2 separate regions of the Homo sapiens genome follow, and region 2 is linked to region 1. The links are chromatin contacts, found by Hi-C or POLR2A ChIA-PET in ENCODE. All regions are on one chromosome and are shown on one strand. Each heading gives the region's core, a stretch centred on a gene start or an enhancer-like site at or near the end of the contact. The rest is flanking DNA. Distances are from core to core; before and after follow the strand shown. Region 1 holds the start of ARSG (arylsulfatase G). Region 2 holds the start of LINC01152 (long intergenic non-protein coding RNA 1152).

What was found. Hi-C counts contacts between places; a loop is a spot of excess contacts on that map. ChIA-PET counts read pairs that join two places held with the same protein, here RNA polymerase II (POLR2A). Pooled maps may share reads with other maps.
Region 2: a loop to region 1 is called in a map with no recorded cell type, with 9 times the contacts of the local background. The contact joins the promoter of LINC01152 here to the promoter of ARSG in region 1. A Hi-C loop is called at or near these places in 1 of 37 single-sample maps with no recorded cell type and 2 of 50 pooled maps. POLR2A ChIA-PET finds 5 or more read pairs at or near these places in 1 of 52 experiments (OCI-LY7).

What each region holds. Positions count from the first base shown.
Region 1 is chr17:68,290,164-68,292,863 of GRCh38, reverse strand. ARSG (arylsulfatase G) reads right to left here and starts at 1,369. Exons shown (of 12, transcript NM_001267727.2): 1 at 1,296-1,369. SLC16A6 (solute carrier family 16 member 6) reads left to right here and starts at 1,737. Exons shown (of 6, transcript NM_004694.5): 1 at 1,737-1,778. RefSeq lists an enhancer at 282-511 and silencers at 1,371-1,545, 912-1,601.
Region 2 is chr17:72,029,334-72,032,033 of GRCh38, reverse strand. LINC01152 (long intergenic non-protein coding RNA 1152) reads right to left here and starts at 1,380. Exons shown (of 3, transcript NR_110132.1): 1 at 1,183-1,380. RefSeq lists an enhancer at 1,485-2,255.

The DNA.
Region 1 (2,700 bases), core at 120-2,619:
AAAGCTGCTCAGCGGCCCCTTGGCTGTACACTACTGGCCATACAAGGCACCCTGTACCAACGAATCTTCTCCCCACTTACACAACCAGAACTTGTCAACGGCAAAGGATGGCATTTAACTCAGGAGAGCCTATCCCAAAATGGTGAGAGAACTCAGCGAGCAAGGAAGGATTTTTATTAAAATTCAGATCGCCGACTCCTCCCGGTGGCGACCCTCCGTGCATGCACTCCCAAACTAGGCTCTCTTGAGTTTCTGACATCAGAACCACATTCTCCGAACCCCAATGAAGGCAGCAGCCGGCGCCAAAGTCTGCATACGAATGCAAATAACATGGCCTTTGCTTCCGAGCAGTTTCCAAATTTGCCCTCGGGATGTGAGGTAGAGACCAAGAAGCTAAGTTTGCGCCCCCGCAGGCTCTGAAATGTCTAGGATCTGACACATGCTTTGTCCCCATGAGGAGCTCCTGAGATTTCGCGTGCATCATCCGCTTAGTTCACGGTGACCTTGGGGTCGGGGACTACGGGATGAGGGGCACGGACTGTCTAAACCTCCAGGTCCCTTACAGAGGGCTCCCCGCGGGTATGGGAGCCATGCACCTGTGCCGACGCCGCCACTGCCTGGAGGGTGCGCGCGCGCCCCGGGCCGGGGATGCTGACTCAGCCCGGCTGCTCACATTCCTTTCGCGCAACGCGGATGCTGTTGCTGCCGCTGCTGCCGGTGCAGCAAAGTGGGGGAAGCAAGGCACCCGCAGCGGCCCGGCCGCTCGCTCCCTGGGGCCCACTGCGACACTCCCTCCCCACTGCCGGAAGGGGAACTGTGGGGGTGCGCGAGTTGACGAAACTGGGGGAAGTGGGCGCTGCAGGAGGAACTCAGGCGCCGCGCGCGCAGCTCACACCCAAACTGGAAGGAACCTGTTCTGCCCGGGGCGGGCGCGAAGCCGCCGCAGCCGCGAGCGCCGCGCGGGATCAGCCCCGGCGCGCGCGTGTTCCCCCTCGCCGCTAAATCCCTAAATCCTCAGGGCGCGGGCGGGACTGGGCGGTGGGCGCGCCGGGAAGGCGCCCGGGGGTGGGGACGGGGACCCGCGCGCTCGCGCCTGGCCGAGGTGCTCCGAGACAGGATGCAGGCACCCCCAACACCCTGCACGCTCGCGCTCCTACTAGCGTTGCAGCAAAGCTCCGGGGTCTGGGCGGGTCACGCGCGCAGAGGCGCACCCGGGTTGGGAGATCGGGGCGTTGTGCCAAGGACCCCGGCGGCGCTGGCGGGGGCGGCCCGGCCCCGGACCGCGACGCGGTTACCTTTCGTGACCCCCAGCCCAGGCGGCAGGCTGGCGGGCGCGCGACCGGCGCGGCTCAGGTCCACGTGGGACGGCGCGCGCGCGCCAGGCAGGCCCCCTCCTTGGCTGCGCTCAGCGCTCGCAGCACATGGTCGGCGGCGGCGCGCCCCCGAGGCCGGCGGAGACCGGCTGCAGCCGGTATAGGATAAGAGCTAGGCAGCGACGCGGGGCCGGGGCGCGGGCGGCAGCACGCACGGCCCGGGTCGCAGGCGGCCGGGGTGGGGGGCGGGGGGAGGGTGTGGCTCGGGTGCCCGAGTCGCGGGAGTGGGTGGAGGGCCCGGGCGCTCGGGCCTCACCAGCCCGAGCCAACTTGCGCTAGAGTCGGGCCCGCCCCCTAAGGGGTTAATCCTTTTCTCATGTTACCGAGCGGCTTATAAGGAGGGGGAGGCCAAGCCTCCGCCTTATTGGGAGCCTTTGGGGGTTTATTCTCTTCCCTTCTAACTTGGTGAGTTGGTTTATTATTTTACATGTTTAAAAGTTTGATTGTGGGATGTGGGTTGTTTTTTAAAAAATATGTGTTGGGGCCTTTTTTTGTGATGGGAGGCGGAGGAGACCACTGAACATCTTCACATTTTGGAGAGGTTATTCCCAAAAATATTCGCTCTGACAGTTAGGAATGCCCAGGGCCACCGGGATGACGCGCTCGCGCCGGTGTGGGTAGCTGAGAGTTGAATGTCCGTGACCCTGGTACAGTTGGGTCCCGGAAGATACCTAAAGGCACGCCTGGCCTTTGAGTGCCCCCTGCCCCGGGTTGGGGGCTCCGGGACGTCGGAAGAGTCGGGGGCTCCAGGCTCAGCCCCTCCGCGGATTTTCCGCATGAAGTTGCCTGCGCGTCGCAGGAGCGAAATGTCAGAGGTACCTTCCTACCCCAGGCTGGCGCGCGCACGCAGGCCGGGCACTGAGGCAGCGCGAGGGAAAGTGGGGCTCCCTGCCTCCCCCGACCCCCAAACACAGCACTCCCTGCGGCGGCCACCGTTTGTCCCCAGCGGGAAGCCGGGGATTTCCCGGCAGAGCGCGGGTCCTCCACCTGGACTGTCAGAACTGTCAGCGGCTGACGGCCGGTCCCGCGCAACTTCAAGGTTCCCGGGCTGCCAACCGCAGGAAAGCGCTGGTGTCGCCAAGCAGTTCCGTAGCAAGGGAAGATGGTTTTGCAGAGGAAATGGGTTATTTCCTTCTAGGTTGTTGTCGTCTTTTCTTTTTATTCCCCCCACCCTAGCAAGACAGGTCATAGAAGTTTGTTAGGTGGCGTATATAAAATGTCACCAAACATGGGGGGCGTCAGTCTTAGAAAAAGCTCCCCGGAGCCAACTGGGGAAGAGCAATTACAACTTGTCAACCTGGAAGCCGGTTTTGTTTGCACGGTTAGA
Region 2 (2,700 bases), core at 131-2,630, 3.7 Mb before region 1:
CGTGTAGCGGCAGAGGTGGGGTGGATGTGGCTGATGTCAGGGAGAGAATGGGGAGCATGCACAGGGCTCAGTCTTATACATACATTGAAAATCCTTTAGCCTTTCAAAGATTATTAACCCAAATCACCTTTCTTGCTTACTCCAGATGCCTCAGCCTCTGATATAATTGCTAAGTATCTGCCGTGTTAAAAATAAACATTTGAGAATCAAGGGTGATTTTTCTCTTTTCTTTTGAATTGTAATTGCGATGTACTCATGGCCTGCCATGACGTGAGGTCTGGCTTAGATTAGCCCCTGGCTGAGAGACCCATGCTAATTTAGTGCCTGCAATTATGCCTGCCTCTAATCGTGTTCTGCTCTTTGTAGGATGTACCCTTTGCAATAGAAGCAACGGTTATGCTGGGTCATCTATACTTTCTTGCCCCAGGCCGCTTGTGACACACATTGGTGAGACAACTGGCCAGGATTAGGGGTATGATCTGTGACCCTGAAACAGAGTGAAATTGATTGGCAATGAGGGATGAGGGGGGTGATCCTATTAAAATTATAAGCACCGTAAGTATTCTAATATCTGACCCCTCACTGTAATGGATGTGCACCTACCTCCCAGCCATAAAAATGCTTCCAATAAAAGAATCAAAAACGAAAACATGCAGAAAAACTTTTATGTATGAGTGCATTTGTCTGAGGTGTCATCCAGCTGTAGCTTCAGAGTAGGGGTGCACATGTCAATTGAGAATGATCAGCCTTTGCTTTCTGTCTGCAGAGGCTGGCAAAGGGGAAACAAGCTGCATAGTTTAGTGCTGGCAAAATAAACCACTATGCAGTTATAAACAAGAGTGGGTGGGTGAGTTGAAAGATGGGTGGATGGGTGAGTGGGTTGGTCCCCTTCCTGATGTATAAAAACAGAACTCCTAGGTTTGGGGTTCATGTTACAATTGGACTCCAGGAAAACAGACTATACATTCAAAATCTAAACCAGTTTTAAAGTATAAATTAAAAAGTATTTTCCCTCTAGCACATTTAGATATTATTGTTTACTAAGAGAAAGAAGAACAGGCTACATGCCGTCTTCGATAGCTCCCTCATGCTCCTAGATCCACAAATGATACCAGGGAAGCCACTGCTTGCCTCTGTGCCTTTGGGGAGGCGGAGGTTGTAGGGGGAAGTCTGAAAGCTCACCATCACGGAGCTCCAACTCCTTCTTCCTGGGATGCGGCACTTGCCTGTGAAGCCACAGGAGGCTGGAGGGGTAGAGGCTGGGGGCAGGAAGAGGAGGAAGTGAGGAAGGGGGCGATGCCCGGGAGGGCTCTGGGAGAGTAACCAATTCCTTCACTGGGGGCAGGCGGGAGTCTCCAGGGTCACTATGGGGCAACCTGTGAAGGGAAGGGAGGAAAGGGATTTCCGGAAGTCTCCCGCTCTCCCTCCTGCCTGCTTCCCTCCTTCCCCTAGCGGTTGATTGCGAGGAGCAGCGGAAGGAAGGATGTATCAAACCGAAAGAAGAAAGAACCCCTGCCAGTCGCCCCCATGACATCCGACTCTGAACGGCAGCGATCTAGAGGCTGTGGCGTGTTGCAGATTAACAGCAGCGAGGGCAGGAGGCAAATCAGATGCCGCAGGAGCTGACTGTTTTCTTTAGCCCTGAGAGCTGACTGTAGGCACAGGTTGCATATCAAAGGCAACGGGAATCAGTCTGTGGCAATATTACATCAGGTCCTGGACTGGTGGTGGTGTTGGTTGCGGGGGTGGGCGGTGGGGTCCAAGTCCTAAAAGATGTCAGTCAAACACCAGCTGAGCTTCTAGACCTCCTTCTGTGGCCCTTCTTCTGATCAAGTATGCAAATAATAATACAGTCAGGCTCTACCTCCTGCAATTAGCACAGGGGAGGGCTGAGTAACTGGGAGGACTTAGCCTTCTCCCTGTGGTTATCTTGTAAGGCTTTGAAGTGTAACTTTTGTTTTGTTTTGCTTGCTTTCCCCCTGCATAGAAATTTCCCTTAAGGGAAGGGTGGGTCTAAACTACCTTTAAAATGAGTTTCCACTCCCTGAACAAGGCTTGTAAAAGCTTGAGAGAAAATGCCAGGGGAAAGCATGGAAACTTTCTGGGGATAAACTATGGGTCTCCACCTTTGCACTTAATCAGGGGACAGCCACTAACCCCAGTAGCTGCATGCTTTCTGCCACCTTCATCTACCTGAGCAAAACTTCAAGGACATGTTTATGCTGAATCTCCAGAGAGAGCAATAGAAGCCCAGCTTGAGGGAAATGACTGGACCTTGATTACTTAGGATAAAAAGAGATCAATTTATGGTAGGACTATCTATTTATGTCTGCACATTCATCAGGTTTGCCTAGGAAAGGAGTCTCAGAAAATGTGTTGGAATTGGGCACTTCTGATGTCTATCCTATTCCTTGTCTTGGTTGATAACACTTTCTCCAGTCCCCAGATCTCATTTTAGGAAATGAGACTTGTTATCAGGCATCCTAGAGCCTCCATATTTTTCTGAGTCTTTCTGTGTCTGCCGGCACCATTGACGTTGTTACTATTGCTGGTTTTCCTCTTATATTTTCTGTGAAAATGCTTAGGAGCTTTTAAGAACTGGTGGCCACCAGAGAGGTTAAACATTATAAACAATATAAAGCAAAGGAATCTTAGTGTGCTGTCTTTGGGGTGTGTCATTGCTGTACAGCTTCTCTTTTT